Regions from separate parts of the Homo sapiens genome. Here all the other regions are linked to region 3. Evidence: chromatin loops called from intact Hi-C (ENCODE). Cell type or tissue: OCI-LY7. All regions are shown on one strand. Each heading gives the region's core, and the rest is flanking DNA. Links, peaks and the distances in the headings are about the cores only.

The links. Peaks named below come from ENCODE experiments on the same cell type or tissue, not always from the same donor. Only the 100,000 strongest peaks of a DNase experiment are listed, where the experiment ranks them.
Region 1: it touches region 3 in a loop (5-fold over the local background); 2 of 110 quality-filtered maps call a loop at or near these places.
Region 2: it touches region 3 in a loop (2.5-fold over the local background); 3 of 110 quality-filtered maps call a loop at or near these places.

What each region holds. Positions count from the first base shown.
Region 1 is chr16:49,345,459-49,355,501 of GRCh38, forward strand. LOC124903689 (a long non-coding RNA gene) reads left to right here. Exons shown (of 2, transcript XR_007065068.1): 2 at 1-5,099. Among named protein-coding and RNA genes, the nearest start is that of C16orf78, 23 kb to the right of the region's middle. RefSeq lists silencers at 380-674, 447-647 and enhancers at 9,207-9,725, 9,726-10,043. In OCI-LY7, for the core only: CTCF peaks have their summits at 3,142 (motif pointing right), 5,235 (motif pointing left), 5,442, 7,672 (motif pointing left) and 2 weaker places; DNase peaks (open chromatin) are centred at 5,233 and 7,663.
Region 2 is chr16:49,333,517-49,343,559 of GRCh38, forward strand. LOC124903689 (a long non-coding RNA gene) reads left to right here. Exons shown (of 2, transcript XR_007065068.1): 2 at 3,145-10,043. Among named protein-coding and RNA genes, the nearest start is that of C16orf78, 35 kb to the right of the region's middle. In OCI-LY7, for the core only: no CTCF peak of the experiment used is centred there; DNase peaks (open chromatin) are centred at 5,565 and 7,215; H3K4me3 peaks cover 895 bases; H3K27ac peaks cover 1,305 bases.
Region 3 is chr16:49,277,599-49,287,641 of GRCh38, forward strand. CBLN1 (cerebellin 1 precursor) reads right to left here and starts at 4,240. Exons shown (of 3, transcript NM_004352.4): 1 at 3,604-4,240; 2 at 3,325-3,444; 3 at 319-2,003. The coding sequence starts at 3,867. The coding sequence ends at 1,806. It overlaps SYNAGE (synapse stability regulating cerebellar lncRNA), which reads left to right and starts at 4,464. Exons shown (of 4, transcript XR_933530.4): 1 at 4,464-4,634; 2 at 9,769-9,877. RefSeq lists enhancers at 215-741, 742-1,266, 3,344-3,961 and silencers at 4,314-4,423, 4,794-4,893. In OCI-LY7, for the core only: a CTCF peak has its summit at 4,682; a DNase peak (open chromatin) is centred at 4,453; H3K4me3 peaks cover 1,527 bases; H3K27ac peaks cover 354 bases.

The sequences.
Region 1 (10,043 bases), core at 1,207-9,206, 68 kb after region 3:
GTTGCAAGAATACTAAAAGATGTTCTTGTTCTGCAGGGTTGGAAGCCCCTAAGCCACCATGCACTACCCATCATTTTACAAAAGAAGGAGAAACTGAGGAACAAAGAAACACATATTTTCCCTCAAGCTTCAGATTCCCTTTAAACTCTTAGGATATCCCATAACCCCCTGTAGCTTATGGCAGCTAGATTCATGACAGACAATCTCTCTAGAGTCAATTTGGTTTTTCTCTTAACTCACTCAAGCCTCTGGGAATGAAAGGTCTAGCCCTTGAAGGCTACTTTTGGTAGAAGACGAGGTTCAGTATTAAAAAGGAGGACAGAGGATGGAAAAGAACACAACTACATCAATAGTTTCTCCACATTATTTGATGTTCAGAACAGTCCCATGAAGAAGATATAATATTCCCTTTCTACAGACCAAAAAATTAATATTTGGAGAGGTAGAAAGACCACCCAAGGGAACACATATTTAGACGGAAAGCCCAGTTCTGTCTAGTGTTTAAGTCCTGGCCCATTCAGCTACTCTGCTCTGTAACTATCACCCATTTCAGCACCGCGGACAGAGGCAGAGCCCTCAGTCTTCCCTGTAGGTGGGATGGAGGCAGAGGGTGGTAAGATGGGTGCTAAGTCCCAGGGAAGATATGTATCCACCAAAGTGCCTGAATGATGAGAGGGAAGTCAGAGCTAAGGAAGGACACATCATGGACATCTCTTTACATGTGTATCAAATTGCGTTCTGTTTAGAACCATTTTCTAGCCTCCCACCAAGGACGTAAACAGGACAAGCACTGTCATCTGTAAAGTGCCACTCCCAGACTGCCACCCAGAGTTCATAAAAGGCTCAGATGAATCAATAGGTGGGAAAGTTATCTGGAATTTATAAAAATTCACTGTTAAGGAGACGACTATCACAGACAAACCCCAAAATCAGCGGTTTAACACAATAGACATTTTTTCTGACTTGTGTAAAGCCCCAGACAGGGATTGCTGCCTGTCAAAAGGCCTGACTGGCACTTGTCTTGAGGCACACTCTGGTGCCCAGGCCCCTTGCTCCTTGTTGCTCTGCCACCTCTGAAGTGGCTTCTAAGGTCACTGTATTTATCTGTGTCAAGACAGAGGAAAAAATCATGAATAAATAAACCCAGGGAGATTTGTATGAGCCAAGCCTGAAATTGGCACACATCACTTTGGCTCATACGTGGAGGACTGGGAGTGCAGAAAGATGAGGAAATGGGTCTTACTGAACACAGAACCACAGAACTCTGTCTCCCTCCTCTCCAAAGCTGAGAAATTGCCACAATCAGAAAGTGTGATTCCCATCTGAGAGTTTAAGAGCAGGAATAGATTAAAGACAAATCATGTAAAATACCTTGACTCCTAGACTTGCCGAAGCATTCAGCCTGAGCCATCTTTACATGTGGATAATCTTGGATTTCCCAACTGGGCTTCTTGCACACTCCATGGTAGAACGTCAGAGGAAATTTTTTTCAAGCAAGAGCTGTTAGATCATGAGATTCCCCAGAAAGATACAGATACAGGTATATGTCATATTACTGGAGATTCTAATTCAGCTACCTTCACAGGCCTGGGAATGTGTTTTTGACACAGGGGCATTAGGATTGTTTCAGCTGCAAGTGACAGAAGTCTAGCTCACACGGTCTTAAGCAAGAAAGGAAATGTATTGATTCCTATAAGTGCACCAGGATCTAGATACACTGTCAGGCACAGCTGGATGCAGACTCCAACAGTCTCATTGGGATACCCACCCTCTCCTCCCATCTCTGACCATCCCAGGTGGCTCCCTTCATGGGTCAAAGTGGCCACCAGAAGCTCCAGATACATCTTTTTATCAACAGCCCCAGGAGAACTTCTCTTTCTCAGTAAAATCCCACAAGGTATTTTTTGGCACTAATTGTCTTGGCTTGGTCCCATTCTTATCCCTGAACCAACCACTGTGACCAAAAACGTGGTATTCTCTGATTATCCAAGCCTGATTCACGAGCCCACCCATGAGTCTGATATGAGGTCCAGTCCATACAATCTACACAAGCTAGGTCTGGGGCATGGTGGTGCCCCAAGGACAGCTGGGGTGCCTTTCCTAGAAGAAAGGGGGCAGGGAATGGGTGCTGGACCAGCATCAGCAGCAGAATTCTTAGGCACTAGACTGTGGGGGGCTCAGAGAGGCATGGGAGCCCTGAGGTCCCCACAAGGTGTGGGATAGTCTTTCAGACCTTCAGGGGGGGTCTCTGCTCACTAACCTGCTCAAAGCACCCTGGCCCACACCGTGGGCAGCTGGAAGGTGCCAGTCCACTGAACATGTGTGATTGGCATGAATCTCCTGCTTTCCTTTGTCAGAAGGCTAGGAGTGGATTTGACCCGTTTACTCAGACCCTCTCAGTGGCCCTGCTCCCACAGGCTCACCCCAGCAGGGCCCAGTGCTTGGCTGCCAATGACGCCAAGGATATTAGCTGACAGTGACTTAAAACAGGGGTTCATGACCTCAGGGTAACCGAGGAACCCCTGAATCTGAATTCATCAGTCTGTGTATATGAATGTGAGTGCCTCTCCTTTCCCCACAGGAAAAAATCTACAACTTTCATCAAATTACTCAGGGAGACTTTATTCTAAAGAGACTGAAAACGACCAACATCAATTTTGACTCCTATGGGCATCTGTAAATAGCTTCAAGGTTTTAAGGTGAAATGTCATGTACCAAAATACACATTCTGGAGAAGCAGGAAGCTACAGACCAACTTGAGATGAAAGTCTCATATCAATGTTTTCCCAAGTGTGCTCCTTGGAATACAGGTTGACATGATATGATGCCCAGCAAGGGAAACAAAACATATTCATGTTCAAATTAGTTGGGGAAATGCTGGACTAAATAAGGTTTGATGGGATTCTTTTTTCTGCAGGACTTCTCAGAAGGGGCTAGAGTAGGCAAAGTTTCCCAGATTTACCTAATAAAAGCATTGTTTCTGTGGGAGTTTCATTTGTTATTACATGTTTCCTGAATGCAGATTCATAGACTATCCTTTGGGGAACCCTCGTCCTCACGGGATGTATGTTCATGGTGGTGTCTTCGAGTTTGTGCCCTTGTGAAGCATTCTGGCAGCAAGCATCTGAACACTTCCAAAAGGGGGCGATATTTAGGAGAAATCGCTCAGCCTGAGTTAGAACAAATGCAGCTGCTGGTGTCTCTTGGTGCCTGGGAGCCCTAGAGTGTCAGAGGGAGGAGCGTGCACACTGGAACCAGCAGCCTGGTGCTGCGTCTCAGCTCTGTCGCTAACTGGCTATGCACCTCTGGGCATGGCACTTAACCCTTCTGAGCCCCAGCCCGCCATCTGTAAAAAGGGCTTGATGTGAGGATTGAATGAGATCATGCAGGGAACACAATGTCTGGCACTTGGAAGCGTCCACCATAAAGAGCCAAGGCAGTAGATGGCCCAGCTGGGTTTGGTCCAGGCAGAGTTTACCCTCTGCCCTGGAGGCTCCAGGAAATGCTGCCACGTGGCTCCTATTGCCTTAACCACATCCGACCTGTTCCTGACAGCTCCCCACATCTCCAGCTCCTTTGCTGGTGCTCCAGGCACCTCCAAACGTGGCGAGCCCCTCTCCCCTGCCCTCTTGTGGCAGCTGACCTGGCAGGAGTGGGACCAAGACATCCAAGGCAGCTCCTTTCCACCTGCATGGGCACTTTCCTCAGGACATCCTTGCCCCTGGCACCACCTTGGGCCAGCAAGCCACATGGAAATGGATGCAGAGGCACCACTGTTTGCTGACAATTATACACTGTCCTTAAGGTCACCCTTGGCGATCTGTCACCAGGAGCAGACAAACCCACACCTCAACCATCCCATCAGAGCTTGTTTCTATCTGCATCTGTCATCGCTGATCGCATTTGAATGGGTTTAGTCTCTATTTTAAATAAAAGATTTATGCCTTAGCTGTCAGAGCCTGCCTTTATTTGAAAATTTAATCTTGTTTCTAGGAGTCTAGATTAACTTATTAGATTTAGGCGTCCCTCGTGGGTCTCTGAGAGAGGAGGAGTAGATTCTCCTCCCTGCATTCGGCCCTGCACACCCGACAGTGAGAGCCAAGAGCTGGATGGGCTTCTCCATCCAGCACGCCCAGGCTGGACAGAGGCCCCCAACTCAGGCAACTTTGTCGGGTAACCGTGTGTCCAGGGAGTGCTTTCTTGCACGCTCCGTCTCCGGGCCAGCTTCCAGGACCTGTGCTCACTGCAAGGGACACCCATCAAGCCGGCCCTTTCTCAGAGGTTTTGGGGAGGCTTCAGGAAGGACCCCCAGTGGGGGCCCAGCTTGTCAACATGGGCTGTGCCAAGGAGTTCTGAGTTTCCTTCAGGTCTGTATTGTATCTTCCACCCCCTCAGAGCTCCCTCCCTACTGCTTAGACCACACGAAGCTGTGGGGCTGTGGGCAGCCAGTTCACTTCCCTGACCTTGTCTGCAGGTGGAGACAGTGGCAGTGCCCCTCCCGGGCTGCTGCGTCACTCAGTGTAAAAGCAGGGAGGCACTGGAGAGCTGCTGTCTGCAAGTTTGTTGCTACTTCAAAAGGTGCAGGTGGGCCCTCACCTCCTTTAGAGGTGAGGATGAGCTACCCAAAGTGAAAAGGAGCTTCTCAGCGTCGCAATGGAGTCACGGCCAGGCTGCCCACACCAGCCGTCCGGACCTGCACCAGTGCCACGGGGTCTGCCCCATCTTCTCTTCCCTCTCCTTCCCCTCTCCCTCTCTCTCCCTGTCTCTTTCTCCTCTCTCCATGCTATTGACTGAATGTTTGAATTCCCTGCAAATGCATTCCTAACCCCCAATGTGACTGTGTTTGGAGACAGGGTCTTTAGGAGGTAACTGAGGTTAAATGAGGTTGTAAAGATGGGGCCCTGAACCGATGGGACTGGGGTCCTTATGAGAAGAGGAAAAGGGGTCCCTCCCCATGGAGGGACGACCACAGCGAGGCAGCAGCCGCCCACACGCCAGAGAAGGGGACTCAGACGGAAGCCTTGCTTCACCGGCACCTTGATCTTGACTCCTAGCCTCCAGAATTGTGATAAATAAATTTCTGTTGCTTAAGCCCCCAAGTCTATGGTATTTTGTCACGGCAGCTCCAACAGATTCAGATGCTCTCCCTCCTCCCTCTCATTCCTTCCCTCCTCCGACTCCCCAGCACCAGAGGTCCCGGACTTTCCCGTTGCAATTCCGCCATCTGCTGGTCGGTCTCAAGATAGCAGGCAAGGTCCGTGCCTCGGAGCCGGTGTCTCCTCTAGGGTAGCCCAAGGCAAGGGTGGCCCTTCCACAGCCAGCACCCCACCCCCCTCCCAACGCACACACTCATACACACAAGCACACATGCAAGAGCACAAATGCGCATACTCATACATGCACACAGGCGCACACACACACACAATGCACACATGCACGTTTACACACACACAGACACACACACGTGCACGCGCACACTCACACTCATACACATGCCCACACACATTTACACTCACACACACATGCACATTCTGGCATATGTGAACACACAATCACACTCGCACACAGACACATGCACATTCTCACACACACATTCACACATGCAAACACACTCATACATGTGCGCACAAACTAATATACATGCATTACACAAACACCTATCACCCACTCCACTCACATATCACACACACACATCCCCAGCCAAGGATGAGCCAAGCTGGCTTCTCACCACCCCCTGGTTTGCCCTCCGTATACATTTCCCCAGACATCTCAATTCCTGACGAATGGGCAAAACTTTTATTGAGCCACGCGCTTCTTAAAGTCAGGACCACGGCCAACTCCTCTCCTTATCAACCCTCATTGCCCGCCCCACTCAGTGCCTGGCACGCAGTAGGAGTGCACCAAGTGTTCAATGACTAAAGGAGGCAGTTCTCTTTGGGGGACTGAATTGGTTTTCAACTCTTTGGGGCTGTGAGCTCAGAAGCAGGCATCTTCCTCCTGGTTGGAGCTCAGGCTCACAGGCAGGTGTCCCCACACTTGAGCCCCTGCACACAGCCCCAGGCCACCTAAGGGGTAACTGACGAGAGCATCATCACCTGTCTCATTAGAATGGCCCCAAACCAATCTCTGCAAACCAACTCTGAGTGGGGACACACATCTCTTGCTTTGTCACTTGGCAAAGCAACTCAAAGGGAAGGAAGACACAGTGGCTGTCTCCACAGTTCAGCTGCCTGGGAGGTGCTGTTATCTGATGGGCTAATGAAGATGGATCTATCCAAGGGGAGAGGGAACCCCAGCTTCACTGTGCAACCTTGAACCTCCTCTGTGGCCCTAGTTTCTAAATCGGCCCAGTGAGGCTGGGGAAGATGAGGCTCCCAGGCCTGGCATACTCAGCGCAGGCTCACTTCAATCTCTGGAGGGAGGGCCAGGCTGAGGGTAAGGAGAAGATGGCCCACCTCAGGCTCAGCCTCAAAAGGGGAGTAATGACAGGATCATGCACAGCAAGCACTGCCCATCTTCCACTGCCTGTGCTCTGATATGGCTCAGTACAGTGACCACGGTTACTGATGTTGTCTTTATTTAAAATTTTGAGGCCAGGCACAGTGGCTTACGTCTGTAATGCCAGCATTTTGCGAGGCTGAGGCCAGCAGATCACTTGAGCCCAGGGGTTCAAGACGACCTTCCTGAGCAACATAATGAAATCACATTTCTACAAAAAAAAAAAAAATACAAAAATTAGCTGGGTGTGGTGGCACACACTTGTAGTCCCAGCTACTTGGGAGGCTGAGGCGGGAGAATCACTTGAACCTGGGAGGTTGAGGCTACAGTGAGCCACATTTGTGCCACTGCACTGTAGCCTGGGTGACAAAGCAATACCCTTTTTTAAAAAAAATGATATTTTATTCATTGTGGATTTTTTGCATAAATTTTGATTTTTTACAAAATATTACATCAATGAAAGTGAGTACTCAAACAGGTACACGTTCACCTATGTTCCTGGCAGTGTTATTCACAATAGCCGAGAGGTGTCAGCAACCTAAGTGCCCATGATCAGATGAAAGGATCAACAAAATGTGGTCTATCCACACAATGGAATAATAAGCAGCTTCAAAAGGAAGGACGTCCTGACTCAGGCTACAACACTGCTGGACAAATCCTGTATGATTCCACTGCTATGAGATACCTAAAGTCGTAAAATTCATAGCAACAGAAAGTAGAATGGTGGTTGCTGGGGAGGAGGGGGAATGCGGAGTTTTTGTTTAATGGGGGAGAGAAAGAGCTGGGAAGATGGGTGGTAGTGATGGCTGCAGAATGGAAATGCACTTACTGCCACTCAGCTGTTCACTTTAAAATGGTTACAATGGCTAATTTTATGTTATGTGTACTTTACCACAATAAAAAATGCTGCATGATTTCTTCATCTTGATTATTTATCTCCATTACTGAGGTTTTTTTTGGTACCCTCTTGAATTTTATGCATGAGTTGGGAGCTTCCTGTCTCGCCCATGTCCGGCCTTGAATTCCCCATATCGTCTTCATTTTACAGAGGATGGGGCTGAGCCTGAGGAATGTGAGAAGTTAAGAGGCCTGCCCAAGGCCATCTGGCAAACCAGAGGTGAACCAGGAATTCAAAAGCCAAGCTCCCAGCTGAGGGCTTAGTCCAGTACAGCTCCCCCTGCTGCCCACCCCCAAGAAGCTTCCAGGGAGCTCTGTCTACACCACCAACCTTTGCTGCTCCTAGAGGGGAGACTGACTCCACAGGATAGGGCCTCACTGGACCCAGAACTCCTAGAGTCCAGCTGCGCCCACCCCTTTAGAAGATAGGCTCCACATCGACCCCACAGAGAAAGTTCTGGGCAGATGTGGGGCTGCTGGGCAAATGGGGAAATCAAACTTGGCCAAGTCCAATTTTTGCATTCTCTGGCTGTGACAATGGCTGCAACTTGTGCCCCTTCATCCTTCTCTTTTCCTCCTTCACTAACAGAATCCACATTTTCTAGCTAGACACAGGCTGCTGGGAACAAAGCCCTCATTTCCTTGCTTCCTTTGCTGGCTGTGGCTGCCTGCGACCTTAGATCTGGCCAAAAACCCAGAGTCAAAGCATCATGTACAGCTTCAGAGAAGTGTCCTTATAAAGAGCAGTGCCCCCTTTCCTCTCCCTCCCTCATTCCTGCTGTCTGGGAAAGCAGGCATGATGGCCAGTGCACATACCGCCACATAGGAAGAAGCCATGAACTGAGGACAGTGGAGCCCAGGATAAAGGGGGCTTGGGCCAGCCCTGGCCCACCGATCTGCTCTCTTCTGTTTGAGTCTTGGGTCTCAGCAGGACACAAGGCCATATGCCCCGTAACAGCAGCCACCGTGGCTTCCGTTTCCACAGAGCAAGGCCTGTCTCTCACGTAGATAATTCTCTAGTCCCTGCTGGTCTTTCCTGGAACACTTCCCAGTGAATCACTTTCACACAAGTCCTCCCTGGGTGGATTTCTGGAAGCCCAACATAAAGACTTCCCTCCCCTTCCCAGCTGGTCTTTCATAGGCCACATAGTGTCCAGTATAGCTGAGGGCCAGCTCTGGATCACCTCACCCTTAAGTGAAGACAGAAACTTTTACCAAGAGTAAGTCACTGCCATGTGCACTTGGGCAAGCCTCCTGGCCTTGGTGGCTTTAAGTTTCTCACCTGTGAAATGCAGATAAAGCCAAATAAGAAAGCAGGCATGAACACGTTATGTAAAGTGTAGAGTCATGTCACAGACTGAATGTTTGTCCTCCCAAAAATCCATGTTGAAATCCTAACCCCATAATGCGATTAGGAAGTGGGGCCTGTGGGAGGGGATGAGGTCATGAGTGTGGAGCCCTTGTGAGTGGGATTAGTGTCCTTATAAAAAGAGACAAAGAGGCTGGGCGCGGTGGCTCATACTTGTAATCCTAGCACTTTGGGAGGCTAAGGCAGGTGGATCACAAAGTCAGGAGATCGAGACCATCCTTGCCAACATGGTGAAACCCTGTCTCTACTAAAAATACAAAAATTAACTGGTCGTGGTCACGTGCACCTGTAGTGCCACTACTCAGGAGGCTGAGGCAGGAGAATCACTTGAACCCAGGAGGAAAAGGTTGCAGTGAGCCGAGATCACGCCACTGCATTCCAGCCTGGGCGACAGAGCAAGACTTCATCTCAAAAAAAAAAAAACAGACCCAGAGAGCATTCATCCTCTCTCTGCCAGGTGAGGACACAGGGAGAAGATGGCCGTCTGCACCCCAGGAAGACAGCCCTTACCAGAACCGACCACACTGGAACACTGATCTCAGACTTCCAGCCTTCAGAGCTGTGAGAAATATGTTGTGTAAGCCACCTTGCCTGTGGCATTTTTGTTGCAGCAGCCCAAAGTGATTAAGACGAGGTACTTATTTGTATGATCCGGTGAGTGACCAATCTTTAAAACCAACAGCTCTCCACCAAATCAGTGATGGTCTCTGAGCCCAGGATGTGTATTTATTTCCAGCAATTCTGGCTGAGAGATCCATCCCTCAGACTCTTCTATAGGGAACGTGCCCTGAATGTCCTCTGTGCAGCACCAAGACTGTGGGGACCAGCTTGTCCAAGGTGCCGAGGACCTGCCTGCCCTCCACAGCCGTCATCACATTAGCCATTCCCCAGATGACCCCACACCCTCACCCATGGCCACCTGGCCTCTGCCTGCAGGCACCCTGCATGCCGCCAGTTCTGCTGCCTTCTCAGCCAGGTCTCCTCGCTGGGCGAGGAAGTGACAAGGTGCTGGGGCAGCTCCCAGAGCAGCCTCCTCAGCAGGAATGCAGGGAGAGGGTCCTGCCCCCAGGGTGAAGGGCTGGGAAGGAAGGAGAGGGAGGACACTGTGGGGAGTGGGGCTGACATGAGCAACTCCCTGCTAAGGTGTCCCCAAACCCACACACTTCACACTTTTCAAAGCACTCCCTGTCTACACAGTCTCCTTATCCCCAGTGAGGAGACAAGAGTTCAGAGACTTCAGAGGGCGTGCCAAGGTCACACAGCAGTGAGAGCGGTGGTG
Region 2 (10,043 bases), core at 613-8,612, 56 kb after region 3:
GGGGTGGGGAGCTCTTAGCAGCACAGCACTCAGAAGCTGCGAGATGGGTGCGCAGAGCTGTGCTAGGGATCCTGGAGTCTGGGCAAACAGCACTGCATGTGCTCCACAGGTGAAGCCTTGCCTCCTCCATCCGTCAGCTCAGCACCCTGTATGGAAATGCAAACTGTGACGTGTGCTTCTGCGTTTCCCACCTCTGATATGATAGATGGCACCGCAATGCTTTTCTCTTCCTCAGGGCCCATTTCCAGGCTGGACTGCAGTGGTGTGATCTCCCCTCACTGCAGCCTCCACCTAAAGTAATCCTCCCAGGCTAAAGCGATCCTCCCACTTCCCACCTCAGCCTCCCAAGTAGCTAGGACTACAGGTGCATGCCACCACACTGGCTAATTTTTATATTTTTTGTAGACAGTTTTGACATGTTGCGCAGGCTGGTCTTGAACTCCTGGACTCAAGCGATCCGATCTGCCCGCCTTGGCCTCCCAAAGTGCTGGTATTACAGGCATGTGCCACCATGTCTGGCTCCCATTTCCTTGTCTTCATTGTTGTTGGTTTTTTTCTTGTTACTATCACAGTAGAAAATCTAGCATGTTGGGGAAAGGGTGTGACTAAGGGAAAAGAGACCGGGAGGTCACTTCGACTATGACCTGTGCATCAGTTAAGATGTTAGTGGCAGCAAGAGACAAGATGCCCAACCACAAGGGAACCCCAACACTGGAGACTTTTTCTCATGTGTTGGGAAGTCTGGCAGCAGGTGGTCCAGACTGTGTTGCTCAACAATGTCAGGGCTCTTGGTGGCTGCTCTGCCATCCTCTTGGTGGCAGGGTGGCTGCCGCAGCTCCTGGCATCATATCCTCACACAATAATATCCAAAATCAGGGAAGGAGGGACAGCTTCTTGTCACTCATTGTTCTCTAGTTAGAAAGGAAAAGACTTCCCAGCTCCAGCCACAGACTTTACTTTGCAGGAGAAAGTTCGGCCAGGTTTGCATCTGGAGGCTGGGAAAATGATTATCTGGCATTTGAGCTTCTGTCTGCCATGCCCTGCAAAAGAAGAGGTGCTGGTTTTTCTCCAGTCATCCCTTTGGGTCCATTCTCTGTCCCACTCTATCCTCTTCCTGGCTCCGTGCCCTTGGAGGCCAATCCTGGATTTCATCACTAGGCTCTGCCCTTGGACTTATCATTTACTTCAGCCTAAGGAAGGCACCAGGAGGAGATAGGAAAGCCAGGGAGAGAGGCTGGGTGTTTCCTCCCTACCAAATGCCACCTTTACCCAAGGCCATGAAGATACTGCCCTTTGTCACCTTCTGAGGCATTGTTTTCCCTCCCTATTTACACCTGCTGTCCACCTGGAAATGATTTCCCCTCTGATTTTTATTATGAAAGTTTTCAAGTCTACCGAAACATTAAAAATAGCTTAATGAACACTAATATCCTTCCACTAAATTCACCAATAGTTAATGTTTTGCCACATTTTTTCAAAATATAGATGTAAATAGGTAGACAGATCGTACATTGAGCTGTACAATTTTGTTTTATTCCGAACCATGTGAATGTTTTAAACATTTTGACATTTCCCTCCTAAATATTTCAGTGTGCTTCTCCTAAGGATAAAGACATTATCCTAACAATGCAAAATAACATCAATTCAATAATATCACCCAATTACACTTTTTTGCTTAAAATATACTTTCTTAATAATCTCCAATATTTGATATTTCTTTGCAGCTGACAAAGCACTTTCTCTATCATTATTTCCTTTTATTTCCACAGTAGCCTCTGAAGCAACTGTGATCAGCTCCCTTTTCTAGATGAGGAAAAGAATCAGAGAGGCTAAGTGACCAGCCAAGGTCACACAGCTAATGTATAGCAGTCTGGGATTCAAAGGCAGGCCTTCCAAATCCAAATGCCACACACTTTCTGTGGCATTATAGCCCCTTCTCACAAGTGTGTTAGTTTTCCTAGAACTTAGACCCCTAAGCAATTCTTATATTTGCTCCCCACCAACCTTCCCATCCACCAAAATTGAGGATCCCCTTTCCAGCTTCAAATAACAATACTCTAGTGATGCTGGTGATTCACCTGGGCCTCTGTTTGATGTGGGAAAATGCTAGGCAATGCGTTTGGACATTGCATTTTATTTAAGCTAGTGTGATTGATTACATAGTATTTCTTAACTGCATTATGCCTGATTCTCCTCTCATTCTCTGGGCTCAGAGTGAAAGAAAGCGTCCCTCTGCAAACCCTTGGGTTTATCCTCCTTGATGGGGAGGACCTGGTTTATACTTTTCAGTAAGCAGGTGAGAACGAGTGTCCTTGAAGCCAACAAGGGCAGGATCTCTGACTCTCCTTCGCTTACCAGATCTGCCTCCCAGCATCTCTCGAATCAGCCCATGCCTCTCCTTCACCGTTGCCGCTGCACCAGTTCAAGCCACCTTGACTCTTGCTGGGAAAACACAGCAGCCCCTCACCTGGTCCCACGTGGCTGAGCATCTCCTCCAATTGACAGCTGAATCTCATCAGGCTGCCATTCCACCCAGATCCCTTCTGTGGGGCCCACTACATGTAGTAAATTACAGTGCCAGGTGTGATGTGTGCACCTGTGTAGTCCCAGCACCTCGGGAGGCAGAGGTGAGAGGATCACTGGAACCCAGGAGTTCAAGGCTGCAGTGAGCTAGGATCGTGCCACTGCACTTCAGCCTGCGTAACAGAGCAAGACCTTATCTAAAACATAAAATAAAATAATAAAATAAATTAAATTAAATATAAGAAAATAAAACACACAGTAGAAGGTGTGCTGTGGCCTCCGCAGCCTCCTTGGTCTGGCCTCAGCTGGCCTCACTGCCTCCTCTCATACCATGCCCCCCTCCTTACCCCAAGCTTAGGCCTCATTTTCCTCAAAGAAGCCTGGGTCCTGTCTCAGAGCCTCGGGGCATGCTTTCTTCCCTGCCCCTCGTTTCCACCCCAGTCACCTCCTGATCCCTGTGCATCCTTCAGATCTCAGCTTGAGCACCAACCCTGAAGCCTGCAGCTGGATCCCATAAGTATTTCCACAACACCCTGTACTTTTCCTACATGCACCCCAGCATCTTCATACAATAGGTGCTTAATAAATTGTCCAATGACTGAATCCTCACAATATCTCTAGAGAAGATGGCAAGATGCAGAGAGGAGGAGTCACGCCTGAAGCCACACAGCTGACATCAGAGCCAAAGCATGAGCCTCAGTCTCTCTGACCCAGAGCTACCACCCTTGCTGCCTTGGGAAGAAGGAAGCCCCCTCCTATTCTATCCTTGAGCTGCCTTGGCAAGGAGGGGCCCCTTGCTGCCGCCATCCTCACAGGACACCATCCACATGAGGGGATGGTGAGCTCCACTTCCACCTTTTCTACATGTCTGCTCTTTAAACTGCACACGTTGATTCATTCATTCATTCATTCATTCATTCCCTTGATATTACCATTCATTTATTCATCAAGTATTTATTGAGCATATTTATCTGCATGGCATTGTGCTAATCGTAATCATCATATTCACCACTGCTGAGCAGAACAGTCAGGGTGCTGCCCTCAGGGAGTTACCATGTAGTAAAGGAGACAGATGGAATCACACAGAGGAATGCACGTCTGATTGTAGCCTGACTGGAGTGCCATGAAGGAGACCAAGAGGGCAGGGTGATGGAGAAAGCACAGGATGAAGTTCTCGTCTTCCTTCCAACAGAATCTCAGTTGCACTCAGTTGTTGCCCCCCTCGAACCTCCCTTGAGCCTCAGGAGAAACCACCCTGATTCAGAGGTCCAGAGAAGACCTGACTAGCCCAAGGTAATTCCGTCCCCTTGCCAGAGTGGCTTGGGCAGGGACACGGGACCTATTTCAATGAGGCCAATGAGACAAAGGTATTTCTGCTGGGGAGGCAGGGGCTTCAAGCAAAGGGTCTTGCTTGAAAGAGCCACCGGAAGAGGGCTCTCTCCTTCCTTAGGGTGTCACCGTGTCTGGATGCGATGCCTGGAAGTGCTACAGCCACTCGCGCCCAGCCTGAAGATGAAACCAACCCCAAACACAGCCAAGCAGAGAGATGGAAAGAACTAGGACCCTAATTACACCACTGAGCAGCTATAGCAACCAGTTCCAGAGCCCTCTGACTTCCCGCCAAAGTGAGATGATAAGATACTGTTTAATTTCTCTCTTTTATAGCCAAACACACCAAAATTGACACAGAGATGTGAGCCATACCTACTACTGTTACTGCTCCATCCCTAGCTCCAACCACAGTGCATGGTACATGGTAGAGAGCCAACAAACACTTGAAGAATGAATGGTGCATATTGAGTGGGATTTTCCAGAGGCAGACCTGGAGACAAGGCTTCAAGTGCGTGTGTTGTATTAAGGAAATGCTCCCAGGGGACAATAGCAGAGTGGCAGAAATGGGACAAGGGGGCCAGGGAGCCAAGAACAGAGAATCAATCGTCTAAACAGAGCCCCCTGTTTTTTGTTTCACCTGGGAGTAGCTTCTACCTGATCCCCAGGGGAACTCTGGGATGTCAGTGACGGCTCAGCATTGCCCCTGAGGCAAGGGAGCTGGGCTTTCCTAATCCCCCACTCCTCAGTCTCTGGCTAAGCGCTGTCCCCAGGGGACTTAATCACCCAAACACTTCCCCAAGAGTGGCATCTGCTGACCACTGGAGGCACTGGTACAGTGAAGCGACAGAAGGGATCAGAGAGGGTCCAGGTGGAGCACAGCAATGTGGCTGAATAATAACTATATTAATTCATATAGTTAATTCTCAAGCAATGGCAAAGTGTAGGCAGCTTCTTGTCTGCAAACGTTTCCATGATATCTCTCCTGCAGCCAGACGGGTCTTTTCCTGCCGCCTACACAGAATGGCCATGGAGCATCCCCAACTCTTATTAAAATGGAAAAAAAAAAAGCCTTTGCATTTCAATCTATTATTGCACTTTATGACTCATCTTCAGGTTCTCTCTGCAAAACATTGAAAGCCAGATCATAATTTGATGATGAAATATTGATTATGCATTTGTATGCAGAGGTCTATACTATATAGATAGAATTCCCACCCTGTAGTATCTTCTATTTTAAGTCAGTATGAAGATGGATGTTCCCCCCAGGCAAATTTTGATAAGATACTTGTGTCAATACAAAAAGAGATTAATGCCAATGTGAATCAATACCCGCTTATTGGTTTGGGTTGCTTCTTCTCCACGCAGCAGCTGGCACCAAGAGGGGTTTCCAAACACCAGCGGCTCCCAGCCAATCTGCATATTTCTTTATTTAAATCATGAGAGTGGGAAGTGGCAAGGGAATGGTGGGTTGGCAGGGGGCTGCCCACGCCCACTCCCAAATTGAGAAGGGAATGAAAATAAAACAAACGCAACTTGTCAACAAATCTGGGAGAAGCTTTATTACCATCATTAGCAGTGTGCTTGTCCTCTGCTGCTTCCAAAAAGAATAAACTTCAAATGACAGAAGAAGAGCGGTCTCCATCCTTGCTGGGTTCTCAGCGTACAGCAGGGACTGGGCTTATCTTGACTGTGCATCTGCTGTGTTTCCTGCCCAGCCCCCACTGCCACCTGCAATGCCCTATATTTAGTGCTTCTTTAAAATCTCATTTATCATCTCCCATCCCCACCAAAAAGTAAGGTCCAAAACCACGGAGGATTTTTTTTTTTTGCGGGGGCGGGGGTGGTATTTTTTGTTCACTGCTGAATTTCCAATGTCTGGATGTTGAATTAATTTCTTTCTGCTTCATTCATTCATCTAACAAATTGAGCGACTACTATGTGACAGGGCCCTCCAGGTTCTTGGGATATATCAGTGAACACAACAGACATTCTAGTGGGTGATAGGGCAATAGAGATAATTAATAAGTGCCGTATGGAAAACATTAGAAGGCAATAATTGCGGCTGGGTGCGGTGGCTCATGCCTGTAATCCCAGCACTTTGGGAGGCTGAGGTGGCCGGATCACCTGAGGTTAGGAGTTCGAGACCAGCCTGACAACACGGTGAAACACCGTCTCTACTAAAAATACAAAAAATTAGCCAGGCGTAGCCCAGCTACTCGGGAGGCTGAAGCAGGAGAATCACTCGCACCATTGCACTCCAACTTGGGCAATAAGAGCGAGACTCCGTCTCAAAGAAAAAAATGCCAGTAATTGCTATGAGGGAGTGGAAAGCGATCATGGTAAGAAGGATTGGGTGGGCTGAGGAGAGGAGTTCTAATTTTAAATAGGGGGGTCAGGATCAGCCTCACTGAGAAGGTAAGTGTGAGCAAAGCTGTGCAGGAGGTCAGGGAATGAGGTATGTAGCTATGCAGGGGTGGGCGCTAGGAATTTCCAGACACATAGACTGGCTAGTGCAAACATCCTAAGGTAGGAGTGTGCCTGCTTTATTTGAGGACCAGAAATAAAAGGAATGGCTGGAGGCCGGGTGCGGCGGCTCACGCCTGTAACCCCAGCCCTTTGGGAGGTCGAGGTGGACAGATCATCTGAGGTCAGGAGTTCAAGACCAACCTGGCCAACATGGCAAAACCCCGTATCTACCAAAAATACAAAAATTAGCTGGGCGTGCTGGTACATGCCTGTAGTCCCAGCTACTTGGGAGGCTGAGGCAGGAGAATCGCTTGAACCCAGGAGGTGGAGGTCGCAGTGAGCCAAGATCACACCACTGCACTCCAGCCTGGGTGACAGAGTGAGACTCCATCTCGGGGGAAAAAAAAAAAAAAAAGGAATGACTGGAATGGAATGAGTGGATGATGATTGGACAATTAAATTAAACAAGTGAGTCTGAGGCTTCCAGGGGCCATCTTGCCCCCCAACCTGCCTCTCCCCATAAGAAGAATAAACTAAGTACAGACAGATCCAGTCTCTTGCTCTGATCCAGCTATGCCTCAAGCAACTTCTACCCAACATTTTTTCAGTGCTTAAGGTAATATAATCCCTTTTTAAAACCACTTGTAACTGAAATAATCCTGATAAAACACTGAGACTCGAGTGCCTAGGACACCTGAGCTTCTGTGCCCACTGTGGGATCTTAACAATGTCTGCTGGCTGGTCCTGGGCAGCGGGACGCTCAGCCTCGGAGGGTGAGGCCTGGAATCCATCTGTTCGGGGAGGCCTGGACAGCTGACAAGTGAGAAGGAACCTTTCAAATTTGCAATTTTCAAGTGTCAGAAGGATATTATGCCGCTCCTCTGACACCTGGCATCTTAGGCAGATGTGCCCCGTTTTCTATCAACACGTCTGCTGTGTAAGGTGTGGCCTTTGCACTCACAGGATCCGGAACCCACACCTGAGAATGAGAACTCCAGGTGTTAGCTTCTCCAACAAGTCACATTGGAAGGACCAGGCAGACCCCTTTCCTTCAATTACCAAAGTTGGTGACACAACAGTTTCAAAGGATTCTATTCAATTCAACAAGCGCTTTAAGCAGTGGCTCAAGATGCTAGAGGGTTGGAGAAACACATGATTTGGTCTGTCCCCTTAAAAAGAAGATAAGCCAGTGGGCAAGTGACTTAATTCATTTCATTCACTATGTGTTCCATGCTAGAGGCAAGATACTAGGGGCTAGGATGGAGACTCCCCAAACAGGCGAAAGAGATTTGCATGTGAGTACTTTGTGTGTGACCACTTGTTATTCATTGAGCAAACATGAAGAACTTCCTAAATGCCCTGCACTCTTTGAGACTCTAAGGACACAGCAGCCAGCAAGATGGGCAAGATCCCAGTCCATGTAGAGCTTATGTCCTGCTGGAGGATAAAGGTAATAGGCCAGGTAAGGTGGCTCACGCCTATAATCCTAGCACTTTGGGAGGCCAAGGCAGGAGGATCTCTTGAGCTCAGAAGTTCGAGGCGAGCCTGGGCCTCCTGAGCCCAGGAGTTCGAGGCCAGCCTGGGCAACATAGCAAGACCTGTCTCTACACACACATACAAAAAAATTAGAAATAAATTAGCCAGGCGTGGTGATGTGCACCTATAGTCCCAGCTATTCTGGAGGCTGAGGTGGGAGGACAACTTGAACCCAGAAACTGGAGGATGCAGTGAGCTATGATCATGCCACTGCACTTAGCCTGGGAGAAAGAATGAGACCCTATCTCTAAAGGAAAAAAAAAGATAATAAAGTGAAACTCATTTTTGAAGGAGTGATTTCTGAAATTGTTTAGTGCAGTGAGGAAAAGACAGTGGGATATTACAATGGAGAGACGCTGGGCATTGTGCAGCAAGACGGAGAAGTCAGGGAGGGCTGAGCTGGATGGAAGTGGTGGGAAGGAGCCAGCCTGCAGAGAAGCAGAGCGTGTGCTCTGGCAGAGGGAGTGGCAGGGCAAAGGCCCTGGGCAGGAGCAGGGTCAGGGTCACAGCTGTGTGGCTGGAGTTCAGTGGGCCAGGGGGAGAGTGATGGAAGGCAAGGTCAAGGTGGGCTGGGGCCAAACCCTGCAGTGCTTTGTCAGCCATGGCAAGGATTTGGGGTTTTATTCTAAGTGCATCTCAGAGTGCCGGCATCTTTATCTTGGGGTGATGTTGGCATATTCCCACCAGGATAAATTAACATTCTCACCTTAACAGATCATTGGGTAGAGACTAGAAATGTACCGAGCAGTGCGCAAAGAAGATGAGGAGGGTTCTACAGTTTCTCCAGATACATACCATGACAATTTGTTTTTTTAAAAAAGAAGAAAGCCTGCAGGTAAGTACAGCCGAAAGTAAAGAGGGCCACAGTAGAGGAGGGAACAATGCCACACAACATGAACAGCAAGGAGGGAGCATTCCATTCTGAGCAGAGGGACGCGAGGAGGTGGGGCCTGAAAGGACACAGGAGGCACTGACCCCCCGAGGCAAGGGAGATGTGCCTTCTCTGGGAGACAGCGGCTTGGGATGGTGGTGGGGCAGGTTCCCCGGGGAAGACCTGGACCAGGGGCTGGGGGTGGGAGTTGGAGAGGAGAGTGCAGTCTTGGGAGCAGATTTAAAGTTAAGTGGCCTCCATGGACCCCACATGGCCCAGTCAGTTTGGACCCTCCTGGGAGATCCTGAGTTCTGAGCCTAGGCGGTCTTGTCCTGCCTCTGCTGAGCACCCGGGCCATGGCAGCCATCAGGATGCAGGAAGGTGGGGTCCCCTCCCAGCAGCTGGGAAAGCATGAAGGAAGTTCATTTCTCTGCAGCAGCTATAGTGATCGTGAGGAGAAGTAACTGAAAAGGTCAGACACACACTTCACTTACACAGCTCATAAGTCAGTAAAGAAGCAAAGCCTGAGACTTCCTCAGGAGGTGAGTAAATCCTCTGCCTTGCCAAGGCCTGCAAAGCTAGGCTTGGGGCCGGCCAGCCTAGGGGAGTGGCTTCTCCTGCTCTAGCTCCCAGTGCCCTCTGGCTTGGCTTTCTGAAGAGAGGGCTAGAGGAGCTGTGCCTCTAGAGTTCAAAAGAAAAGTACCTTAGGGAGGGAGTATAGGGTTGCAGTCAAAAGAATGGGCTCTGGACTCATAAAAACATCAGTTCAAATTCAGACTCATACCACTTATTTGCTGTGTGATTTTGGGCCACTCACACAACCTCTCTGAGCTGTCGTTTCCCCTCCATACTGTAGGGCTGATAATAGTACCCAAACCATAAGTCATTGAGAGGATTCAATGAAGATCATACAAGTAAAAGAGTTAGATCAATGCCTAGGTTCCCACTGCATATTGGCTGTGGTTGTTATCTTTATCATTTAAATCATTTATTATTATTAACACTTTAATTGTACAGCCTCCAAAATGACCCCTGTGATCCCTTCCCCCTGGTATTCATGCCTGCTATTTAACCAGAATAGGGTTGATCTGTGTACTAATAGGAGATTGTGGGGACAGCAGAATGTGACTTCCAAGGCTAGGTCCTGAAAGATGCTGTGACTTTCGCCTGAGTCTCTTGGATCACTCGCTCTGGGGGAGGACTGCTGTCATGTCATGAGGACACTCAGGCATCCCCATGGAAAAGTCTGCATGGTGAGCACCCGAGACCTCCTACCCACAGCCAGCATTAACTTACCTGCTCTGTGAGTGAGGCA
Region 3 (10,043 bases), core at 740-8,739:
CCGGATTGCATGCGGAGAAGAAACGGGCCCGGGTTTCAACAGAGGCCCCGTGCTCCGTGAATTTCTAACTCGAACCAGCCGCTGGGATAAATCCGAGAAACGTTGTTTATTGTGCTATTATTAACTTTCCCTTCTCCCCACGCCCCTAGAGGAAATAAAATTCATTCCTGAATATTGGGCCAGGAAAACGTTTCTCTGAAAGGAACCACAACTGCAGGGGACCACCCGGCTGCAGCTCCCAGCTCCCGGCCCTTCGCCCTAGGCTGCCCACTCGCTCCGGCTCCCGACCTCCCCGCTGCCGAAGCAACTGGGTCAGCCTTTCAGACTTAAAACGAAGTCGTTTATTTCATTTTTGCTTTCACATTATGTTCCGATACAATCAAAACTCCTGGACGAACCTCTTGAATAAAGTCCTGTGAATGAGCGGAATCATAGGTCCTGGGCGCCCGAGTATGCGGCGGGTGGACTCCGGATTCAGAGGCGGTGTATAAAACATACGCTGCTTCGGGAACTGCGAGGGGGACGCGGTGGGAGACATCCGGGGACAGAAGGCCTGAGGAGTCTGCCGCTCCAGGCAGGGTCGTTTGGGTCCTCAAACTGGGACTATTCCTGATGCATTTGGAATGCAAAGAAAAAAATCAAACTTCGCTCCTGGGCCGGCGGCCGCGCCTGGCCTAGCAAGATTTCGGCCACATTTCTTACGTTTCCGCCAAAGCTGTGAACACAGGCGAATGCAGTGCTGGTCCCCGGCCTGGCGCAGGAAGGAGCGCAAGGCCGGCTTTGCAAGGAAGCCCTCGCGCCCAGGCCTTTCTATGGTTGCGTTCCCCCAAGTCTCCTGCCTTTCGGAACCTCGCCCTTTGGCACCCCAGACCCCCAACCTCGCAGCTGGGGAAGATGCGGATTTTAGAAAGCTGTTTCAGAAAAATAAAAGTCCCACTTCGACTTTATTAGATTAAAGCAAAATTAAACCTTGACTATTCACACGTATGTTACAGAGGAAGAGGAGGCGTCCGGAAGAAGCTCCTTGGCGTTTCGTGGAGTCACAGAGCACGACGGCATTGACAAGCATCAGAACATCAAGCAGCCTTAGATTTCACGATCACTCCGAATAGAACATAGAAATACGGAAACACAGCCAGTTTCCACTGGGAAGAGTTCTTCGTATACAAATGATATATATTTATATTTTTTAAACCAGTCACCACTAAGGTGAGTCCTTTCTCTGCTAACAAGCAGCCGAGGATACTAAGTATCTTCAGCTAATTAATTTGAGCAGTGTTTTAAGAAGAGCAACACTTGCCAAATTAAAACTACCTTCCCCATCCAAAACAAAACAACAACAACAACAAAACTTTACCCCTTTCCAAACTGAAAAAAAAAAGGTTGGGGGTGTGTAATATATCAGATTTCAGTAGGCAGAAGGATTCAGAGGGGGCTAGGGAGAAAGATTTCAGATTATGTAGTGAAATACAAAGTTTCTTTAAATAAATTGCAGGGAACATGAAGTTGGGGGATAAGAAACAATGACAAGGCAGTCTCTTTCTTGATTACTGCAACTGGAATGGGGGAGGCGAGTTTATTTTTGGAAATGGGAGTGCGCAGAGCTAAGCGAAATTTATTTCTCCTAATAAGGAAATGGACAAAGTTGTCCCACAGCTGGCGCGCACCTTTTTACCCAGATACAGTTAGAGAACATGTAGGAAGTTTCAAGTCGTGCTGCTTTCTCGCCCTCTTAATTTCAGCCTCTTTCTCACTCCCCTTCCTGCCTTCGCCCTCTCCCTGCCTCCCTTCCGGCTACGAGCCAGTCAGAGAGGAAACACCAGGAATCCGGAGAAGGTCGAGTACTTCCAGCCCCCCATCAAGTTTCCCCGCTCCAGCTTGAGGTATGCTCGGTCGCCTTTCTCCATTTGGATTAGGACTCCGTTGCTGGCGGCCTCCCGGGTCACGTCCTGGTCACCAGCGAAGGCTGAAATCACCGGCCACCCGTTTAGCATGAGGCTCACCTGAGAAAGAGAAAGGCCCGCTTCAGAGGCGCAACCTAGGCAGGCACCGAAGCCGCGGTGGAGCGAACCTCCTCCTTGCTTGGCTAACAGCCTGTAAGGCCTGGAAGCACGGAGAGGTGGGGGGTGGGGGGGGCGAATGGAGGAAAAGGGGCTTTGCAGCTTACTGCTGAGGCTCCAGTGGGGCGAAAGACCACACATCTGGGTGACAGGAAGGGCCTGTCCCCAAAACGGGAGTTGCTCTTATTCCAGTTTCTCAAATGAGCGCGCCAAGCGAATCTCGACTGTGCTCTGTGATCCAATTTAATAAACCCATGAGGTGGCTCTAGCGCCCTGAGACCTTTGACCTCTCTCCCGTTTCCCCTCAGCCTCAAAAAACAAACAACAAACAAAAAAAACCCAGCAACTCAGGCTCCTTCTGGCGCTACCGGAAAAACAAAAACGAACAAACAAAAAGCCCCTGATCCCTCCTGGACCCAGCTGCCAGGACACAGTGGAGAAGCCACTGTGATTTGTGATTAGAAGTCTCGCACCGAGCGGCACAATGTATTTCCTCCCCAAACCACGGGCTCAATTCCCTCCCCCATCCAGCCGCGCCCGCCACCGCCTGGTTTTGCCCCTGTGGTGGCACCGTCAGCCAAGGGCCTCGCGCCCTCTCCCCAGCTGTGCGTCCCACCTCTCTCGGCGCCCAAGGGAAACCTGGACATCTTTGGGGACCCGGAGAGCCGGCGAGTGATTGCTGGGACACGGCTGGAGCCGGGAGAGAGTAGCACTACGCCCCCTCCCTCCCTCCTCTCTCTACCCCTCACCCTCCGGGGCTAAATGCTGCTAGCTCAAAAACCCACAGTCCGCACGGGGTGGGGATTGGGGACAAGTGGGAGAAAACGGGGGCCCCGTCCGTGGTGCTGAAGACAAGCACGCAAGCCGCATCGCAGGCTTCTGAGCCGGGGCAAGGGGTAGGGTGTACTGTCGCGGTGCTTCCTGGGGAGTCCGGGAAGGCTTCCCAAGCGGCAGCTGTCTGGGGCGCTAACAACAGCCGTTACAAGGAAGTCCCTGAAATCCAGGGAACCCTTCGGAGAGGCCCGGAAGGCAGAAGCAGAAAATTCTGTCTCTCGGGGGATGGGGCTGGATCCCAAGAGCCAGAGACAGGGAAAGCAGAGGACAGTTGAAGCCACAGAACTGAGAGGCCCCGCTATCTGTCCCTCCAAGCAGCCCGAAGTACATGCAGCCGCCACTTCTGCCTACCACCTCCGGACAGCCCGAGCACCCCTGAGGCCAGTAACCCCCCTACGGGGCCAGGGCCCGGCACGAGGCGTCGGCTGACCTGTATGGTTTGTCTGTTGTAGACTTTTACCACGTGGAAGTTAAAACTGTAGATCCCTTTGCGCGGGGCGATGAAAGTGCTGCGTTCTGAATCAAAGTTGTTCCCAATGTTCACTAGTACCTATAACGAGACGGGAACGAAGGGGAGTGGGCAGGAATCGGTCCCGGACTGTCGTCCCCGCGCCTCCGCAGAGCCCTTGGAGAGGACCGGGCATCGGTCTTCCATCCATCCCTCCTTCACCAGCCCAATCTGCACGCCGCGGGAGGAAGGAACACTCACCTGGTCGAAGTAGATGATCATGGTGCGATTACTCATCTCGGACGGCTCGTGGTTGGTGCTCCTGATGGCAGAGAAAGCCACCTTGGCGCTGCCAGAGCGCACAGAGATGCCCAGGGCAGTGCCCGTGGGGTCGGACGTGGGGTTGGAGTCGCACACCACCAGGCACTTGCCCTCCAGCACGATGGGCTCCGTCTCATTCTGCCCGCGGGCCGGGCCCGCCAGCCACGCAGCCCCCAGCAGCAGCAGCTCCAGGACGCCCAGCATCGCGCCGCCGGCGCCCACCCCGCCCCCCACCCCCAGGGCTGCTCGCGCCAGCCGCCCCCCCCGTCCCAGTCCCGCTCCGAAGCCCCCTCCTCAGCTCCGTGCGCAGCTCCGCCGCCGCCGCTCTGGACACTACACCTCTTCCTCGCACTCCGGGACTAGCGTCCCCTCCGCGACTAGCGTCCCCTCCGCGCTGTGTTCCCGGAGCCCCTCCCGGGCCTCAGGGGTGCCGCGGCTGCCCAGCCGCACTTGGATGCATAGCCGCTGCTGCTCGGTCCCGCTGCTGCCGCCGCCTCCTGCCCGCACCCGCCGCTGCCGCCGCCGCCGCCGCTCTGAATTATTGATGCAGCCGGCGCTGCAGCCGGAGCGGGCGGAGAGCGCGCGCCGGGCACAAAGGCGCGGACCTCGGCCTGGCCCCGCCCCCGCCGCCTCCCGGCCCGCCTCCCTCCGAGGCCCTGCCCCCGCCCCGGCCGAGGCCACGCCCCCCAGCCAATCCTGACGCGCCGCGCTCCCCACCGAGCCAATGGCGGCGCTGTCCGCGCTCGGCCACCTGACCCCGGGCGCCGTTGTTATTAGGCGCGGCGAGGCGGGTGGCGCGCGGCAGCAGGGTTGGGCTCTCGCCGTGAGTCGACGAAGGGAGCGCGGGCGCGCGCCCGCGTCCGCGCACTGAGAGTCGCCTCGGCCGCTCGCTTTCTCGACTCCCGCCTCGCGCCTCGATCCTGTTCCGCCTCCCTCGGCCCTCCTGCCCGCCCCCACTCGTCGGCCCTCAGGTAGGAGGCGGCGCGCCCCGGGGTCGGGAGTGGAATCGCTGGAGGCTGCGAGTCGCCTGCCCGCCTGTGGGCGCGCCCGTTGGGAGGGGAGCGCCCCCCAGCGGGCGCGGGCGCGAGGGCAGCCGGCGCGCTGGGCGAGCCTGGCTCAGGGTCCCGGCGGCCGGGGTGCAGGGCGCGTGCGCGCGCGGCGGGGCGGGGCCTGCGCGGCTCTGGCGGGCGCACGTGGTGCCCGGGAGCTGCTGGGCGGGCACTCACCGCGGGGACTCGGTGCGGAGCCGGGGCGCCGAGTGTCTCCGTGTCCCTCTGCCCCAGCCGGCGGCCGCGATGGTGGAGCTTGGCCTCTCGCTCTCTCCCGCCTCTCCAGCGACTGCTCTGCCGGCCGCGGAGGTCGGATCGAGCGGTCATTCATTCATTTGTTAATTCGTTCACTTATTCAGGGGAGATCATTGAACCCCTACGGAGTACCGGGTACTGGGCCGGGCGCTGAGGACGCGGGGCTGAGCAAAAGCAGCCGAGGCCCACCTTCGTGCCCCTTAAAACCCAGCGTGCGGGGCGGCAACGAGTACTGCTTTTCTGTTTTGCACTTAAAATTTACATTTTGCATCCGTACTTTTTATTTACTGTGCACCCTTACGGCATGCTTTACGCACCCGTACCTGCACCTCCTAGCCTTGAGTGTAGACACCAGATCCTGAGATGGGCGATTTTTCGAGAATAATTTTTACCCTAAGTGGATTTTCGTGCCACGCATGGACTTGGAACTACACACACGTAGTCCAAAACGTGAAAGTCAAAATGCAGCTTTGCCAAGTGGCAGGGAGAAAGGAGAGCTGAGAAGATGAGGAGAGGAAGGGCGCGCTCCAGGCTTTCCAGCCCGGGTGCGGTAGACGTAGCCCTGAAGGATGAACCCAGGCTGGTAGTAGGGCGGCGGGAGGGCGGGGGGACCTGTCAGTCAAGTCCAAAGCAGAAACGCGGCGCCGGATCCCAGTCAGAGGCCGGCTGGAACGCTTCCCACAGGCTCCTGGCGCTCCGGTCCCCACCAGGCGACCTTGATCCTGGCGTGCTCAGCGGAGCCAGCGCAGCGTCGGGAGCTGGAGAGACGCGGGGCGCCGGCTGAGCGCTCCTGCCCTCTGCCTCTGGGCTAGCCTCTGGCCCGGCCTCCCGGCCTCCCCCAGGGTACGCTCTCCCCCAAGAGCGAACACCAGCTTTGGGATCGCCAGCAGCCACGTCTCTGCTTCTAGATCTCTTTTTTTTTTCTTTGAGACTTAGTTGATAGCTGTTTAAGGAATTATGTGGAGGAAATCTCACCTCCGACCCCCGCCCCCGTTGAGCACGGCCGGCCAGGGTCGCTGGGTGGGCCAGGAGGAAAGAAAGGGGCGGGGAAGAAGCAGCAATTTTACTTTAAATTAAAATGACACAAAAATATTTTTTCAACTCAGATCTTTCTGAGACATCCCCAGAAAGCGTTGCAAGCTGTGATTACACCTAATGTGAGAGCATGAACTAATTTAAGAGGTGAGAGCTGCATAATGAGGCTGCCTCCCGTGTAGCAGCCAAGACTGGCAGCTCTGGCGGCGCGCTGGAGGGGACCGGGAGGGGCACCCTTGTAGAACCAGTCCCTGGCGCCCTGGGATCTTCTCAGTGCCCTGGCGCTGTGTTGTCGGTCACTCCACAGATATTACAGGGTGCCTCCTGAATGCCGGGTTGCAATCAAGAGCAAGAGATGGGGCGAGTGAAAGAGCCTGTTTTCAGGAGCTCAGCATCAGGATGACGATTACCTAGAGGGAGGTGGTGGCCAGCCTCCCCCTCTTCTCTTCATGCTGAGGCTCTGGTGGGCAGTGCCCAAGCCTGAACTGCCATCTGTATGCCAGTGGTTACCCAACTTGTATTTTCAGTCTTAGCCTCTCTCTGGTCCAGACTTGTCATTCTAAGGGCCCTTTTTCACTGACTCACATTGTCTCCTCCCTCCCTGCCTTCCAAACTCAGCCTTTTCCTTTTTCCCTTTCCCACTGACAACAGCTGCACGACCCCCCCGCCCCCCCACGAGGTGAAAATTCCCAAGAACCCCATGTCTAACCTAACTCCCTCTCTATGTCCTGTTGCTTGAGCCATTCTCATTAGGCTGCCTGTTCGGAGTTCATTATCTCCTAATTTTTCATCCAGGAATTGATGAAGAATCACCTACTGCCTCTCCCACACACTGTTTATTCTTTCATTTGATGATATCTGTTAAGTGCCCTGAGATATGTAACCTCCACTTCCCTCCCATATAAGTGAGATTTCACGTTGATTACTTCCTTGGCTTTCCTCATCCCTTATCCACATAGCATGTGTTCAAAATAATGAATATTAATTTAATGTTAATAGATATGTGCTTTCCTGAATTGTGAGGATTAAATGAAATCATGTATATAGGGAGGAAAATCCATTAGAAACCTCAAAAGCAGTTATGTTTATTTTTGCTATTGTCACATTGTTAGAGTCAGAATTCTTTTAGCTGCAAGTGACAAAACCAACTCAAACTGGCTTAAGGACTTTATTGGTTGATGCAAAAAGCCTCGGGTTAGGTCTTGCCATTTAAGGTAGGGCTGGATCCATCAATCCGGGTTACCAGGATCTGTTTTCTAGTTGTGGCTTCATTTTCAGACAAGTTGTTTCCATATGATAGCCTCATAGAAGGTACTACCAGCTTAGTCCTAGCAAGAAAAAAGAGTACTTACTCTTCAATATTTGCAGCAGAAGTCCCAGGTCTGTTCTTATGAGGGCAGTTTGAGTCACTTGCTCTTCTCTGAACGTGGAGAAGGCACTGTTTAGATGATGGAGGTTGGATTCAGGTGCATCCCCTGGAATGGGGTTTGGCATTAGCTTCACGTGGTCTAGAATAAAGGGGTTCTCCAAAGGAAAATTAGGGTAGGAATGCTGAGTAAGCAGAACAAACAGATGTCTACTTTAGTCCTTCCCAAAGGGTGAGCTGCAATACATTGCAGACTATCAGAATGGTGATGAACACGGATGCAGTAGCCAAGAAAATAGATGTGTGTTTGTCGTGGTCTTTTTCAGTCTTCAAGATCTCAGTTAAACATGAAGTCAACCACTCACTATGATGTTATTTGAGGTTTAGCTTTGAAGTGGAAATGTACCACAAATAGTAGAGCCAGATAAATACAAATAAATAATTTTAACAGTCCATTCTAAAAGATTTCTTTGGTAATATTCTGTTGGAATTGATTTCTATCTTTTCATTTGTTAGGTTCCTGGAAAGTGAAAATTTCATTTCTTTGTGGACAGGTACCTAAAATGTCTCATTATTCATCAATTAATGAAAAACAAATGAAAATTTGAGAGAGATATTCTGAAGAATAAAAGGATCAAGTTGGGTCATTTCTAAAATGTAAGATTATAAGGTTTAACTTGCTAAGACTTTTGAGGGGTTGAATTATTGGTAAATTATTATAGAACCACTTATCTGAGGCTTTTAAAAGTGATGTGTTACAGAGATTTAGGGAACTGCAAGATTGCAGATAAAGAATTTATACTGTCAACTGTTCTATACTTTACCTTCTGCTTTAAATGCGGCCTTATATTTTGAAGTCAAACATTTATTTTCTCTCACTGCGTTCTGAATTTCCTACCACAGTGCATTTTGAGAAATGAATATAACAGCAGTCTTCATAGATGCCATATTCATGGCAACTCTGTCCCCCGCCAACACCACACCCTGGAAAAAAACCAACTTTCTATTGTTGGAATGAGGTAACATTTTCAGGAAAAGGGAACCATTTTCTCACAGGATATAGAACAAATTCAACCTTTTATTAAATCAAAATGGATTCTCTAATGTTTATACATATCATATAGGATTTCATCTCTTTCAATCTTGGTTCAAAGGCCCAGACAGTACCATTCCCTAGTATTTAGTCCATTTGCTCATAAAGCAGAAGAGAAAAGCTACTTTGTTCCGAAGGGTGTTAGATTTAGGATTCCAAGGTTATTTCAAATTAATGCCTGGAACTAGACTATAAAATGCAGGAAAGATTCTAAGTTGTTCAAAGATGAAATATCTTAACTTTCACCAAAAACTCTGTCTTCTGGGTATTTTTTGTTTTTCTGCCTTTCCAGATTTATTTTAAATACAACATTTTTGCTGTTTACATTTTTAAAAGTTACATTTCAAAATTGTTCATAATTGGACACTTTCATAAAATGTAGGCAAATGCAGTTTTACTTTTTAATGAAGGACAAGTCTGTTGATAACATTTTGATTCTTAAAATTTTTTTTATCTTATAAAAATGAAACAATGCATTTAAAGTGTCTTCAGCTCTTATGTTAATACCAAATTATACATTTTCTTAGCCCATGTTCAGGAGAGACAATATATCTTCCAAATTAAGAGAAGCTGGCACCATTTTTAAAACAAGGCCTTGAATCTGCTGTGGTATGTGCTGGTAGGAATTTTGTATGAAGCTGTTATTGAAGTAGATGACATTAAGGTCAAAGGAAAAAAAAAACAGAAAATAATGTAATCCTACAGAGCTGCTCTTAAGATCTTGAGAGAAAAACCACGTAGGTAACATCAAACACTAGTTGGAATCTTTCCAAGAAGTAATTATCTGTGTGCTGTTTGTGGTGGTTGATTATGGGAACAAACCAAGGTTTAGCCAATTCAGCAAACATTTATGGAGTGCCTGCAATGTGCATGTCACTGTTTTAAGGCCTGTGCCTACTGTAAAGGTGACCCACACATGATGCCTGCCTTGCAGGACTTGGAGTTCAGCGATAATAAGAGATGCATACCTGAAAAGCCTATTTAAGACTCTTCCGGTTCTACAAAGAAGGCTTCTTGAAAGTGGTAGCTTTGATTACTCTTTGGATTTATTTACATTTATCCTATAATCAGAAGGTATACAAAACAGACTCACACATATATAAAATTAATAGATTAGATAGCATTTAAACAAATATTTCAGGTAGGTACTTCAAATGCATTTGACATTTATCAAAGAAATGGTAAGTGCTGTCATCCGTGGGTGGCTGGATTAACATGTGGGACTACTTATCACCAATTTTGTTAGGGATCTTAGGGAAATTCCTGGATCTTATATTCACAAGCAATTGTATAAATACTTCCCACAGCTCAGAGACCTAATAGGATGGGGTCTTAGAGAAACATCTTTTGAGCCACAGACTTCTTTGTTACCAGAAGGAAAATGAAAGAAGAAATTTAAATACCACTTGAAGAGAGGTAAATAAATGAGAAATGGGGCTGAGAGGGCGGGTATTTTTTTAAAAATTCATTAAATGGAAAAATCCACAAATGTTAATTCTGGTAGATTTCTTAGAAATTACATCAGAGGAGCATGCTTGGTCTTCCCACCCTCATTAGGCCTCAGTGACAGGTACTTGAACAA